Regions from separate parts of the Homo sapiens genome. Here region 2 is linked to region 1. Evidence: chromatin contacts called from ENCODE Hi-C or POLR2A ChIA-PET data. All regions are on one chromosome and are shown on one strand. Each heading gives the region's core, a stretch centred on a gene start or an enhancer-like site at or near the end of the contact. The rest is flanking DNA. Distances are from core to core; before and after follow the strand shown.

Region 1 (7,426 bases), core at 4,927-7,426:
TGGGGGAGAAGAGACCCCACCACCCAGTTTCAAGACCCAGGTCACCCAGGGGCAGGACAGTTTTAAAAATGAGCAGTGGGCCAGGCACGCTGGCTCACGCCTGTAGTCCCAGCACTTTGGGAGGCCAAAGTGGATGGATCACCTGCGGTCAGGAGTTCGAGACCAGCCTGACCAACATACTGAAACTCTGTCTCTACTAAAAATTCAAAAATTAGCCGGGCATGGTGGCACAGGCCTGTAATCCCAGCTACTCAGGAGGCTGAGGCAGAAGAATTGCTTGAACCTGGGAGGCGGAGGTTGCAGCGAGCCAAGACTGCACCGCTGCACTCCCGCCTGGGTGACAGCGTGAGACTTGGTCTCAAAAAAAAAACAAAAACAACAACAACAAAAAAAAACAAAAGGAAAAAGGGCAGTGAAGCCAGGCCAGTGAGACGCCCTCCCAGGGGTTTTCTGGGAGAAGCCTGGAGCACCGGACCCAGCCCGCCTGAGGCTGAAGCCAACTCCAGGGAGGGCAGTGTTGATGGCGACAGGTAGAGCTTGGGCTCTGGTAACACCACCCGGGCCTCTGGATCCAGCAGGGCCCGAAGCCAACCCGTTCCCTGAACTTGTCAGTTATGTGAACCAAGGCGGTTCCTGGTCATCTGTTTCTCTCCTGGAGCCACTTCGAGGCGAGTTTCTGTCCGTGATGGCAGAGAGAGGCAGGTTCCTCTGGCAAGATGCAAGCACCGTCCAGGCTTTCCCTTGCAAACCTCCCCCACTCTGAGGACAGAACCCTCGGTCCAGGCACCACCTGCCACCACCACACTCACCAAATCAGCGAGATTCGGCTTCTGGCCCCCCATGAAGGGCCGGTCCTTGCCCACAGCAGCCACCCACTTGTCAGCAGCCTCATAGAGGTCCTCGCGCACGTTGTCCTGGAGGCGGTGCCTGGGCGGGGAAGGGAAAAGCCCCTCAGGGGAGCCCCCACTCCCAGCCCAGCAGGGAAGAGGGTCTCCTCTGGGGAGAGGGGGGAGGTGTGGAAGCCAGGACGGCACCCCAGGTGAGAGCATCACATCTGCAGACGCCTCAGGGAGCATCCGTCCCAGACGGGGAGGCTGTGGTAAAGGCAAGAGACCAGGCCAGGGAGAAAGCCACAGAGGAGGCGCCAGTCAGGGCCCAGGCTTCCGGCTTCAAGGCCAGCCCTGCTGTCCCCAGGGGAGGTGAGCAGGAGCTCTGGGTCCAAGTCCCATCTTGGCCAAGGGACCCATAATCCATAATGCGTTTCCCACCTGCCCTAGGCCTCGGCCTCCCGCTGGTCTCCTGAGGGGTGTGATGGGATCACCACTGCTCGTGGCACCGGAGGCTCGGGGACAGCAGGCCCCGGATGTGCACACACACTTGCCTGCTCTTGAGTCGCTTGCTGATGAGGTACATGGCCGCTGCACCCATGTACTTGGCCACGGCACCCTCCACGGCTCCGAACTTGCCCTCGCGGACAATGTAGTCAAAGGACGCCAGAGCCTCGGTGGGCGTGCGGTACACATTGGGGGAGATCAGGTGCACCAGCCAGTCGTCCGCCCACTGCCGCCACTTCATCTCCTCCCTGCGGGCACGGGAGGGACTTCCTAAGCCAGGACCCGGGCTGTGTTGGGAGCAGGCTGCATTCTCTAGAACATACCCACTGCACGGGCGGGAAGCTGAAGCCTGAGCAGGAAGGTCTTTTTTTTTTTTTTGAGACAAAGTCTCGCTCTGTCACCCAGGCTGGAGTGCAATGGCACCATCTCAGCTCACTGCATCCTCCGCCTCCTGGGTTCAAGCGATTCTCCTGCTTCAGCCTCCTTAGTAGCTGGGATTATAGGTGTGTGCCTCCACACCTAGCTAATTTTTGCATTTTTATAGAGATGGGGTTTTGCCATGTTGGCCAGGCTGGTCTTGAACTCCTGACCTCAGGTGATCTGCCTGCCTCGGCCTCCCAACAGGCTGGGATTACAGGAGTGAGCCACCACGCCCGGCTGCAGGAAGGTCTCTACTGAAATCCGGCATGGCCCGGCCCCAGCCCCGCTGGTCTCCCATGCTGCTCCCTGCTCACGCCATCTTGCTCAGCTTGGTCCTACTCTACAGAAGACCCCTGCGGTCACCACCTTCCCCCGCCAGCCCCAGCCCCACTCACGTCCTGGCCTCCTTCCCACCATACACTTGCTGGGCCTCCTTCTCGTTGAGCATGAGCCAGTACTTATTGCCGAACTCGGTCACCTCCTTGCCCTGCTCGTTCACAGCCTTCATGGCTGGGTAGTAGGTGATGATCTCTTCCAGGGGCTGCCTTCGGAGAGAGCCACAATATCACCCCAACTCCTTCCCCCTCCGTCCCCTGTGGCCGACCAACCCCGCTGCCCCAGCCTCAGAGTGGAGCCAGGACCAACAAAGGCTCTCCGGACTCTTGCAGTAAGAGGGATTTGGAGTAGATGCCAGGGCTACCTCCCCAAGAGAGGGAGGTGTGGGGAGGACAAAGTAGGGGGCTTGGAGGAGGACGGCCACGGGCTACTCTGGAAAATCATTTTTTTTTTTTTTTGAGACGGAGTCTCGCTCTGTCACCCAGGCTGGAGTGCAGTGGCACGATCTTGGCTCACCGCAACCCTCTGCCTCCCGGGTTCAAGCGATTCTCCTGCCTCAGCCTCCTGAGTAGCTGGGACTACAGGCACTCGCCACTATGCCTGGCTAATTTTTGTATTTTTAGTAGAGATGGAGCTTCGCCATGTTGGCCAGGCTGGTCTGGAACTCCTGACCTCAGGTGATCTGCCTGCCTCGGCCTCCCAAAGTGCTGGGATTACAGGTGCGAGCCACTCTGTACTCTGGAAATCTAAGCAGCAGCTCCACGTGCTCCCAGGAGGGAACTCAGGGGAGGCCTCCCTGGAGGAAGCCACCAAAAGCAATGGCCACCTGGTCTCCGAGGGGCTCCTTACCCCGACACCAGGTAGGTCTTGAGGGCGCTGATGATGACAGAGGAGTCATTTAGTTGTTGCTGGAAGAGAAAAGGGTGGTTTAATCAGAGGTTGCAACCCAGCCGCTGGGAGTCACCAGGGGCTCTTTAACAAGACACTCTGGGCATTGTTTATCCATTCCTGGGGACATGCCCGGAGTCCTCCCCGCCCTGCCCTCAGGGCACCCATCCTAAGTAGGGAGACGTGGTTGTGGCCAATGGGGAGGAAGGTGTGGGAAAGCCGTGGGGTCTAAGCCCCAGCCCACTCACCCATTTGGCCTCCCAGGTAGAGGGGCAGGGTGGGTTCTGGAAGCTACATACTAGACCCCAAGCACTGTGCCAGGCATTTCATATCTGCCGTCCCTGCAAGCCAGAATATGGTCCCTTGTTGACTCATGAAGCAAGCAAGCGCAGAGAGGCTAAGTGACTTGCCCCAAGTCACACAGCTAGTGAGTGGGTGAATCACACCTCAAACCCAGATCGCTGATTTCAGAATCTATGTTGTTAAGCTGTGGTGTTCTGCCTCCCTGAGACCCAGCAGGTGTTTGGTTTTGGTACGGAAGGAGAGAGCCTACATTTATTGAGCATCTACCGTATGCAGCTACTTCCCCCATAGTCCTTACAGGCACAAGGATCACAAGTTCCTTCCCAGGCTGCAGAGCCAGGCCAGGCTAGGGGGCGCTCCAGGACAACCCAGGAAAGGAGGAAGGATGCAGGGGGTTCCCTGGGGCTCACCGAGCTTTCTCCTTCCTGGGCCACCAGGATGGGCACCTTTCTGTAGGAGGAGAACTTGATCTCAGCCCTGCGCACAGGGTTCACCTCCACCACCTGGTAGGGCAGGGCATGGAAGTCGAGGAAGGCTCGGACCTTGCTGCAGAAGGGACACGTCTTGTACTGGTACAGGGTCAGCTGCAGGCGGCTGGACAGGGAGAGCTGCGGGCAGCAGACGGAAAAGGCTTCTAGACCTGGCACCCCCAGGCCCAGGCCCTGCCCCCAAGGGTGTTTTCCAGAGGAGTCTTCTGAAATGACGCTAGAACATCGGGAAGAGGAACTAGAGATGGAAGGGGGCGGTAGGGGAAAGGGAGGCACTGGACAGCAGCCCAGGTTTAAGCCCCTGGCCAGCACGGTCCCCAAGCAGGAGTCCCACCCTTTGCTGCGAGGTTGTGTAGGAGGAATCTTCTAGTCTCTGTCCCATACTGGACAGACCCCTCTTTTCTCACTCCAGTCCCAAGGGGACACCAGACAGCCCCAGGGTATACACCCCACTCCCACAGACATGGAACAACTGTTTCAACTTGACTTGTTCACTCTCACTCCTCTAACCCCAGGGACCTCTGGGGGCAGAGCTGGGCTACCACCCAGGCTCATGTTCACCAGTGGGGTCTACCTCCAATCTCTTTCTTGTTTTTTTCTCTGGAGACAGGGTCTCACTCTGCCATCCAAGCTGGAGTGCAGTAGCTTGATCACAGCTCACTGCAGCCTTGAACTCCGGGGTTCATGTGATCCTCCAGCCAAAGTCTATCTCAAATATCCGAGGGGGAGGGTGGTATCTGAGCCAAGGCCTGCGTGTGGCAAGCTCCGCAGGAAAGCCCCCAGGGGAGCCTGCTGCACGTTCATGCCGGGAAGCCACAACTGTAGACCATCCCCCTGTGTTCAGAGGGGAAGCTGGACCGTGGAGGCAGGAAGGGAGACACAGAGTACTCCATGCCCTTTTTACCCACCTCTGTTCCCTCTGGTCCAGCAAATAAGCATCTGTGGGCGGGTGGTGGGAAGTCAAGTAATGAAGAGTTGCAAGGTGTGGGGTAGGTATAAAGTGTCTCAAGGCAGCTGGGCCACCACTTAGGGGGTCACCACTTGGGGGGGGCACCTTTCTACCTCTTCCTGTTTCAGCCTGGAGTCTAAGTCATCAGTTCCATAAAGGTACCACCACTACTACTAAATAAATACACAGCCTTAGGATTTGGGGGCAGTGGGGAGAGAGGATGATGAACGTTTGGAAAGTGAAAAAGGCTTTCCCTTTCCTGTGATCTCCCATCTCTTAATCAAAAAAGTCTTAAAACACGGTAGAGGCTGGGCTCCGTGGCTCACACCTGTAATCCCAGCACTTTGGGAGGCCGAGGCGGGTGGCTCATTTGAGGTCAGGAGTTCGAGACCAGCTTGGCCAACATGGTGAGACCCCCGTCTCTAGTAAAAATACAAAAATTAGCCGGGCTGGGTGGCAGGCGCCTGTAATCCCAGCTACTGGGGAGGCTGAGGCAGGAGAATTGCTTGAACCCAGGAGGCGGAGGTTGCAGTGAACCGAGATCGCGCCACTGCACTCCAGCCTGGGCAACAGAGCAAAAAAAAACTCCGTCTCAAAAAAAAAAAGTCTCCTTAAAACATGGTAAAGGCTGGGCGCAGTGGCTCACGCCTGTGATCCCAGCACTTTCAGAGGCCAAGGTGGGCGGATCACTTGAGGCCAGGAGTTCGAGACCAGCCTGGGCGACATGGTGAAACCCTATCTCTACAAAAAATACAAAAATTAGCAGGGCGCAGTGGGGTGAGCCTATAGTCCCAGCTACTCGGGAGGCTGAGGCAGGAGGATCCCTTCAACCTGGGAGGCAGAGGCTGCAGTGAGCCGCGATCGCACTCCAGCCTGGGCGATAATGCGAGACCCTGTCTCGAAAACATAAATAAACAAACCAAAAAAAAAAAAAAAAAAAAAACCACGGTAGAAGAACGATTTTATGAGAACTCGAACAATTCCAGGTAGTAGGCATCAGGAGTGCCCCTATTTTACACAAAAGAATACAGAGGGTTCGGAGACTTCAGACCAAGTCACTCGCCCAAGGTCACAAGCAGGCAGAGGCAACTCCTGACCCTGCGGGTTCCCAGGAGTCCCGAGTTCGGCGCTGATCAGCATCCCCATCCCCGGCCGGGCCAGGCCTTACCTGCGCGGCTGAGCGCTCTGCGTGGAGGTCCTGGGCGCGCAGGTGCCACCGCGCCGTGTGGTACAGCCCCAGGGCTCCCCCCAGGGCCAGCGCCGCAGCTCCCAGCAGCCGCGGGCTCCCCTTACGAGCTGCAGCCACGGGGCTCGGGCCGCCCGCCGCCCCCGCGAAGCCAGCCCGGCTCTGCGTGGGTAGCAGCGGCTGGGGGCGGCCTCCCAGCCTCCAGGCCAAGGCGCACCCACCAGGCCACAGCGCCCGCACCACCCGCGCAGCCGGGTCCATGTTCGCTCCGCCGGCGCCGCGGGCGGGCGCGCGAAACGAAGACGCCGAGGCACGCGCGGCGTTTAAAGGGCCAGGACTCTGGCGCCCCGCGGGTTGGCCGGGGTGAGGGCGACGCTAAGGGAACCCTCAGCGCTCTCGGGACTGGGCGTGTGCCCGGCGCCCAAGTTCGAAACGCCCGCCAGAGCCGCAGAGGCCCGCTCGGGAACGTTTGCAGACCGTTCCATGCTTCCGCCTCCAAAGGCTCTTGGGTAGTGACCCGGCCGACTGCAGGGGGGCGAACGTCTCCTCGCCCCACCTTGACCGCCTAAAGGGCGGCGTGGCCGTCTGTAACACGTACTTGCCCACCTCTCTTACGGGCGCCCATTCAAAACAACTCCAGCCCTTCCTAGAGTCAGTACAGGCGCCGCGACTTCCGGCCACTGAAAGCCCCGGAAACGACCCGACCCGGCACCAGGTGTTGCGGTTCTCTCTGCCCTCCCGCCTCATTGTCCGCTTCCTACTGTGACCCGAACCATAAAATTTTCCCGAACCCGAAGGGGCCTTGGAAACCACGTGTCTCTGATTTCGCCCACGCGAAGCGGCCGGCCCGCCGACCCCGAGATTTCCAGGGAGAGGATGGCAAAGTGGGGTGCCAGGCTGCTCGGTCCTTCTGCTGGGCTCCCCCGCCCTAGCTGAAGCCCGGAGCCTCCACCGCATAGGCGTCTCCGCGGACAGCCCCGGGATGGCCCCGCCCGGCGCCCGAGAGGGGGCGGGACTCGCAGAGTGGGCGGGGAGAGGGGCGGGGCGAGGGGGGAGCTCTGAGTCCCGGCTCTGCTGCTCCGCCGCGTCCCACTCTTCTCGCTCCGCTTTCGCCCCGCATCTTCCACCTTCCTTCCAGTCCTTGCGGCGACCGAGCCCGCAGTGTCAGTCCCCAGCGGGGACCTGAGTATGCCGGTGAAGACGAGAGCGGAAGGCGAGGACGACGGCTTCGGGGAAGCGGGTGACCCGAGGAGACTGCTGGAGCGACCTTGGCGTTTCCGGGGGTGCCTTCCCGGGAAGGGGAATCGGGATGTTGGCTTCGAAGGGACCGAAGGGCCCACCTCGACCCGCCCCGAGTGGGTTTGGAGTTGTAGGTGCTGTCTCGGATGCAGGGCGAGCACCCGCGAGCGGGTAACCAGTCCCGTGAGAGCTGCAGGTCCCCAGCCCCGTTTTACAGATAGGGAAACTGAGGCAGCTGCTGGGACACTCGCCCATATGGGTTTTGCTCCACCCACTTCCTTCA
Region 2 (7,426 bases), core at 2,254-4,753, 170 kb after region 1:
GATTTGAGTCTCAGCTCTGCCCACTTATGAGCTGTGTGACTATGGGCAACTGACGTGGCCCCAATAAAGCGGAGATAATAGTAGTGCTGTATTCACCAGGGTAATTAGCATTAGCCGACTCAGCAAACCACCACAAAACCTCTGTGGCTGAACACAATAAAGGTATGTTTGTCTCAGAGTCTAATGAGGGTCTGGTAGCCCTCCTCTATTTTGAGCTATACCATCAGAACATGTGGCCACCAGAGTGACCACAGCAGGGGAAGAGAGAGATGAAGACACATCAACTCCAAACCAACTCCCCCATATTTGGGAGACATAACTTCTACTCACAGCTCCTTGTCTATAACTAGTCACTTGGCCCAAACTAACCAAGAGGGAGGCTGGGAAATAAGAATGAGCACACAGATCTTTCACAGGGAGTCAGCTACAAGGACCCATCTCCAAAGGGTGCTTTGAGTATTTGGTGGGCAACTGCCCACAACCGGGCTCCTAGGGTTGTGCTAGACAGCGACTCATTACCCCCACACCCTGCCATCAAGTGTCCCATGCTTGTACTCTGGTCCTGGTCCAGACTTCAGACACTCTTCTGCATCTATCAGCTCTTCTAGATTAAACACACAGCCAGGTGTGGTGGCTCACGCCTGTAATCCCAGCACTTTGGGAGGCCGAGGCAGGCAGATCACATGAGGCTAGGAATTCAAGATCAACCTGGCCAACATGGCAAAACCCCATCTCTACTAAAAATACAAAAAAAAAAAAAAAAATGAGCCAGGCATGGGGGCACATGCCTGTAGTCCCAGCTACTCAGGAAGCTGAGGCAGAGAATTGCTTGAACCTGGGGGGCGGAGGTTGCAGTGAGCCAAGATCACACCATTGCACTGCAGCCTGGGCAACACAGCGAGATTCTGTCTCAAAAAGAAACACACACACAAAAAGCACAAGCCTCAGTGACAGTGGCCCCAGGCAGCAGGCATTCTCATTTCTGGGATTTCCTTGTCATTTCTTTCTCATTTCTGGGATTTCCTTGTCATTTCTTACACTTCCTACTTTCTCCTCATGTCAACAGGTTTTCACAACCACCTTTGAGCTAAGTCCCATAATTGTTCCCATTTGGATGAGGAAACAGGTTCCGAGAGCAGAAACAACCTATCAAAGTCCCACAGTGAGTCAGGGGCAGCTGGAACCAGCACCCAGGTCTGTCTAACCCCATTCCACACACAAAGCCTCACAACAGACTCTTACCAAACCAGATGCCCCCTGGGAACAAGATTTTGTCAGATTCACATCAGACGACATCCTTTCCACCTGCATCTCACACACGCTCAGCATTTGCCTTGATGAACGTGGCTCTGCTCCTGTTCCCTTAGGTCTTGGGTGAGTGCTAGTGGCCTCACTGGAGATAGATAGAACCAGGACTGTGAGGGGCTTCTGAGGCTCTCATGTATCTTAGGTCCCACCTAGCTTTTTTTAATTTAATTTTTTTTTTGAGATGGAGTTTTGCTCTTCTCCCCCAGGCTGGAGTGCAGTGGCGCAATCTCAGCTCACTGCAACCTCCACCTCCCGGGTTCAAGTGATTCTCCTGCCTCAGCCTCCCATGTAGCTGGGATTACAGACATGCGCCACCACGCCTGGCTAATTTTTGTATTTGTAGTAGAGACTGGGTTTCACCTTGTTGGTCAGGCTGGTCTCAAACTCCTGACCTCAGGTGATCCACCTGCCTCAGCCTCCCAAAGTGCTGGGATTACAGGCATGAGCCACCCCACCCTACCCAGTGCCGCCCAGCTTTTGCCTTGCCTGAGACAGTGAGTGCCTGAGTGCCTTACCTGCTCTCCTCCCTTAATGTTCTGGGCCACATGGGTTTGTCTTTTGTGTTTTTGTTTGTTTGTTTTTTAAGACAGGGTCTCACTCTGTTGCCACAGGCTGGAGTGCAGTGGCGCAACCCTGGCTCACCGCAACCTCCACCTCCTGGGTTCAAGCGATTCTCCTGCCTCAGCCTCTCAAGTACTTGGGATTACAGGCACCCGCCCCCATGCCTGGCTAATTTTTATATTTTTAGTAGAAACAGGGTTTCACTATGTTGGCCAGGCTGGTCTCAAACTCCTGACCTCAAGTGATCCATCCATCTCAGTCTCCCAAACTGCTGGGATTATAGGCATGAGCCACCACGCCTGGCCGGCCACCTGGTTTTATGGTGAAGGAGGAGGAGGAGAGGGAAGTGGCCAGGCTCTGAGTGGGTGGGAGCCCCTTGAGAGGTGAGCCCTTCCTTGAGGTTTTCTCACCTTACACCATGTTCTCTATGTGGAGAGCTGGCTGGTCTTGCCTCTTCCTACACAAAAAAACTGTCAGGGCCAGGTGCTGGGGAGCCCCAGTCTCTGGGTCCCTGCCACACAGTGCTCACCTGCCAGCGGGAGGTCAGAGACTCAAGCAGCCACGACAATACAGATAAAATGCTGCCACAGGGTTATGGAAGCATGTTGGAGCTGCATCCAACCAATATGGGACACTGGGAAACTTCCCAGGGGAAGAGACATCCATGTCTGTCCAGTAGGAGGCAGCCAGGTAAGAATGTGGGAGAGGGCTGCCTGCCTGTAATCCCAGCACTTTGGGAGGCTGAGGCGGGCGGATCACCTGAGGTCAGGAGTTCGAGACCAGCCTGGGCAACATGGCAAAACCCCGTCTCTACTAAAAATACAAAAATTAGCCGGGCATGGTGGCACACATCTGTAATCCCAGCTTCTCAGGAGGCTGAGGCAAGAGAATCACTTGAACCTGGGTGGCAGAGGTTGCGGTGAGCCAAGATGGCACCACTGCACTCCAGCCTAAGCAACAGAGTGAGCCTCTGTCTCAAAAAAAAAAAAAAAAAAGGCCGGGCGCGGTGGCTCACGCCTGTAATCCCAGCACTTTGGGAGGCCGAGGCGGGTGGATCATGAGGTCAGGAGATCGAGACCATCCTGGCTAACAAGGTGAAACCCCGTCTCTACTAAAAATACAAAAAATTAGCCGTGCGCAGTGGCGGGCGCCTGTAGCCCCAGCTACTCGGGAGGCTGACGCAGGAGAACGGCGTGAACCCGGGAAGCGGAGCTTGCAGTGAGCCGAGATTGCGCCACTGCAGTCCGCAGTCCGGCCTGGGCGACAGAGCAAGACTCCGTCTCAAAAAAAAAAAAAAAAAAAAAAAAAAATGTGGGAGAGTATTCCAGAGGCAGAAAACTTAGTTGGCCCAGGACACAAAGGGATTTGGTCTCGTTGAAAGGTGATCAGGGATGGTGATTTGCAGGTTGTGTCCACTTGGATTCTTGGTGCATGATGAAAGTCTCCCCCAAACACAATCGTAACCCAGCTCTGCATTTTGGTTCAATCTTGAGGCACCCAGGGAGGACACTTGGAAGGAAAGCATCCACCTTGGTCTGTTTCTCTTGTGTGAGCTCAGCTCTCCCAGGTGTCATAGTGGGCACGGCCTCGAGGGGGCAGTGTCCACTCAGAGATGTGCCCAACTGCCCTGGGAAGCAAGCCCTGGGAGGGCCTTGTTGGAAAGGTTCCAGCCTGCCAGGCCAGATTCACGAAGGCTGAATCCTCAGAACACATAGAAGAGGGGGTTCTCTGGCAGCACCCCTCTCAGGAGTTTGAAGCAACCAGGGGCAGTAAGGAGCAAGCAGCTGCGAGATGTGGATTCCTCAGGCCGTGCCCCCATGTGCTGGAAAACAGGTGGCAGAGGTTACTCTGCCTGGTGTGTACACATACATGGTTTGTTTGATCATATCCGGTATAAACCCTACTCGAAAATATTTGTCATCCGGCACCTACGGAGTTCAAAATACTAACACAGTACAGCCTGCACTGTTGTCCCTGGGGACTGAAAGGGGTCATTTTTGGGTGGCCTGACAGAAATGTGTCACAGAGCAGTGTCGCCAAATAGTGCCCCACTCTAGTTTTGCTCAGAAGGGGCCACATCAGCTGGGCAGGGTGTGGTGGCTCATGCCTATAATCCTAGCATTTTGGGAGGCCAAAGCAGGACAATCAATTGAGCCCAGGAGTTTGAGACCACCTTGGCAACATAGTGAGACCTATCCTCCACAAAAAATTTTAAAAACAGCCAAACATGGGCCGGGCACGGTGGCTCACGCCTGTAATCCCAGCACTTTGGGAGGCCGAGGTGGGCGGATCATGAGGTCAGGAGATCGACACCATCCTGGCTAACACGGTGAAACCCCGTCTCTATTAAAAGTACAAAAAATTAGCCGGGCGTGGTGGCGGGCGCCTGTAGTCCCAGCTACTCGGCAGGCTGAGGCAGGAGAATGGCGTGAACCCGGGAGGCGGGGCTTGCAGTGAGCCGAATTGCGCCACTGCACTCCAGCCTGTGCGACAGTGCAAGACTCCGTCTCAAAAAAAAGAAAAAAAAAAACAAAGCCAAGCATGGTGGTACCCAGCTACTCAGGAGGTTGAAGTGGGAGGATCGATCCAGCTCAGGAGGTCAAGGCTACCATGAACCATGATCACACATTGCACTCTAGCATGGGTGATAGAGTGAGGCCCTGTCTTGAAAAAAAGGAGGGGCCGCTTGGGGAGAGAGGGAAGGGAGGAAGCCCAGGCCAAGGGCCCAGTGCCTCTGTGGTTGGGGCTAAGGGATGTTGGGGCCCCCAACCCTGATTCTTCGGAGGAATTGGGAGGAAAGCTCCAGGTTCCACGTCATGTGGATGGGCCTGAGAATGAGGTGAAAGGTAACAATCACACACCCAAACCAGTTATGAGCCAAAGGTTTCACCAGATAAGGGATTGATGGCCACAATCACCAGCACATATGCAATTCTGTGGGTCAGACAGGGAGCTGAGTCACCATGCCCCGCAGTATCTCATTGACTGCCCCCAACAACAGAGAGTGGTTGAGAGTCCCCATTTCCAAATGGAGCAAACTGAGGCTCAGGGGGATGCAGATAAGTAGCGAAGCTATCTGATTCCAGAACCTGGCTGAGTAGCCACAGTGTGCTGCCTGCCTCCCCAGTGGAGCCTCTTGAGTCTCTTATCTGAGGTCGGGCATTACTAAAACAGGAATCGGAACTTGAACCCAGCACTCTCCAAGCCCTTAAGCCTCAGGTCTTAACCACAGAGCCCTGCTATGTTTGTTGTATGTTGTATCTGCCCAGGGCCCTGACCTAGCGGCCAGGTCAGTGGCCAGAAATGATCAGCCTCTGCCTTGGACTTGGCCTGGGCCCCTCCTTCCTGGTTCCTGTAGGTAGCCTGCTCGGCTTCCTTCCCAGTGAGCCTCCCATTCCTAACATCAGCAATTCTGGACAGGAGTAAAGTCCCTCTTGACCTTTGACTCCTTCAGCTTCTCATGTTCATCCCACAATCCCAAAAGTTCTTGGCGGAATAATCATTATAGCAGCTAATGAGCACATTCTAACTTGGAGAACATTCTCTGTGCCAGACCCTGAGCCTAATGCTCTGCCTATCACATGTGTTCCTCATGGCCACCCTGAGAGGTAGGTAGAGTTGTCCCCATTATCCAAATGAGGTAAATGAGGCTCAGAGAGGTTAAGTCACTTTCCCAAGGAAGCACAGAGAAGGAGCAGACTCAGAGTTTGAAGGGGTTTCAAACACTTGCTCTTTAAAGGCCAGGTACTAATTCCCAAACTTCTGAGTATCACAATTATCTGAGGGGGATGTTTTGTTTTGTTTTGTTTTGGAGACAAGGTCTTGTCTTGTCTCTGTTACCCAGCTGGAGTGCAGTGGTGTGATCAGGGCTTACTACAGCCTCAACCTCTCAGACTCAAGCCATCTTGCCAGCCCAGCCTCCTGAGTAGCTGGGGCTACAGGCACATGCCACCATGTCCAACTCATTTTTGTATTTTTTGTAGAGATTGTGTCACCCTATGTTGCCCAAGCTGGTCTTGAACTCCTGGGTTCAACCAATCCACCCACCTCAGCTTCTCAAACTGCTGGGATTGAGAGGGATTTTTTAAATAAAGATTTGGGGCTGGGTGCCTATAATCCCAGCATTTTGGGAGGCTGAGGTGGGAGGATCACTGGAAGCCAGAAGTTTGACACCAGCTTGGGCAACATAGCAAAACCCCATCTCTACAAAAAATACAAAAATTAGCCAGGTGTGGTGCCATATCCCTGTGGTTCCAGCTACTTAGAAGACTGAGGCAGGAGGATCCAGGTCGAGGCTGCAGTGAGCCGAGATCATGCCACTGCACTCCAGCCTGGGTGACAGAAAGAGACGCTGTCTCTTATAAATAAATAAAGATGTGGGTGTCCAACCTCTAGGAATCCTGACTTTGCAGGCCCAAAAATATATTTTAATAAACTCCTTGGGTATTGTTTTGTTTTGTTTTGTTTTGTTTTGTGTTTGAGACAGAGTTTCACTCTTGTTGCCCAGGCTGGAGTGCAATGGCACAATCTCAGCTCACTGCAACCTCCGCCTCCCGGGTTCAAGCGATTCTCCTGTCTCAGCCTCCCAAGTAGCTGGGATTACAGGCATGTGCCCCCATGCCCAGCTAATTTTGTATTTTTAGTAGAGACAGGGTTTCACCATGTTGGTCAGGCTGCTCTCGAACTCCTGACCTCAAGCGATCCACCCGCCTCAGCCTCCCAAAGTGCTGGGATTATAAGCATAAGCCACCGCGCCTGGCCCCTTGGGTGTTCTTGCTACATTGCTCTGTGCGCGTACCTTGATGGTTGATGAAATTGCTTCTTCTGACTACCAGTAATCACATCCTCTGAAATCCTGCCTCAAAACCAGCCCATCTTCAAACACATCTACACAGCCACCTGACCCTAAATGTTTGCTGTGGTCCGTGCTAGATCAAACCCAGGCATGATTTTTATCTGGATTCGCCCCAGAGCTGTCTCCCAGACCCTGGCATTTGCTGGCTCCATTCATTCCCTGGAGTTTCCTCGCTCCTCCACCCTCCACAATTGCACCAGCAAACCTGCGCAGCTGGTTTGCCAGGGAGGAGCAAGACCTGTTTTCCCATCTTAGGGCTCTTCTCGCTTCTGATTTCATAGGTGGTCAGAAAGTACATGTAGGGTTTGAGGTGGGGACTGCTGGAAGAAGAGTGCGGGCAGGAGGTCATTTTGACCGCAGCCTGCTTTGCAGACCCCATAGCTGCTGGAAGGCCCTGGGACAGCAGCCCCACCCCCACCACTAACCACACCCTGGCCGCCTACCTGCGATGCTTGTCTCCTAATCAGCCTCCACCACCCACAGCAGCATCCGGATACAGAGTCACCGAGATAGGAGCTCCTTTGGTGTGACTAATGTTAGTCCCTTCTGTTACCCAGCCTATCTCTGGTATAAGTTTCCAGGCTCCTGCTAAAGTGCTCGGAGGGGCTGGGCACGGTGGCTCACATCTGTAATCCCAACACTTTGGGAGGCCAAGGTAGGTGGATCACCTGAAGTCAGGAGTTCAAGACCAGCCTGGCCAAC

The links. A loop is a pair of places that touch in the nucleus more often than their neighbours do. ChIA-PET counts read pairs that join two places held with the same protein, here RNA polymerase II (POLR2A). Pooled maps may share reads with other maps.
Region 2: a loop to region 1 is called in a pooled map, with 3 times the contacts of the local background. The contact joins the enhancer-like site here to the promoter of PTGES2 in region 1. A Hi-C loop is called at or near these places in 3 of 50 pooled maps. POLR2A ChIA-PET finds 5 or more read pairs at or near these places in 5 of 52 experiments (HepG2, K562, PC-9 and 2 more).

Annotation. Positions count from the first base shown.
Region 1 is chr9:128,121,553-128,128,978 of GRCh38, forward strand. PTGES2 (prostaglandin E synthase 2) reads right to left here and starts at 6,177. Exons shown (of 7, transcript NM_025072.7): 1 at 5,887-6,177; 2 at 3,692-3,889; 3 at 2,940-2,998; 4 at 2,150-2,299; 5 at 1,382-1,582; 6 at 810-927. The coding sequence starts at 6,165. It overlaps PTGES2-DT (PTGES2 divergent transcript), which reads left to right and starts at 6,977. Exons shown (of 1, transcript NR_024425.1): 1 at 6,977-7,426. RefSeq lists enhancers at 5,698-5,777, 6,418-6,537 and silencers at 5,918-6,207, 6,848-7,047, 7,078-7,187.
Region 2 is chr9:128,292,053-128,299,478 of GRCh38, forward strand. No RefSeq gene overlaps it. Among named protein-coding and RNA genes, the nearest start is that of SWI5, 19 kb to the left of the region's middle. RefSeq lists an enhancer at 7,053-7,426. Within about 2 kb of position 3,504, at least 15 of the 41 ENCODE cell types and tissues checked have a DNase peak (open chromatin) inside an H3K27ac peak, as active enhancers do; they include PC-9 and endothelial cell of umbilical vein, where a contact is called at or near this core.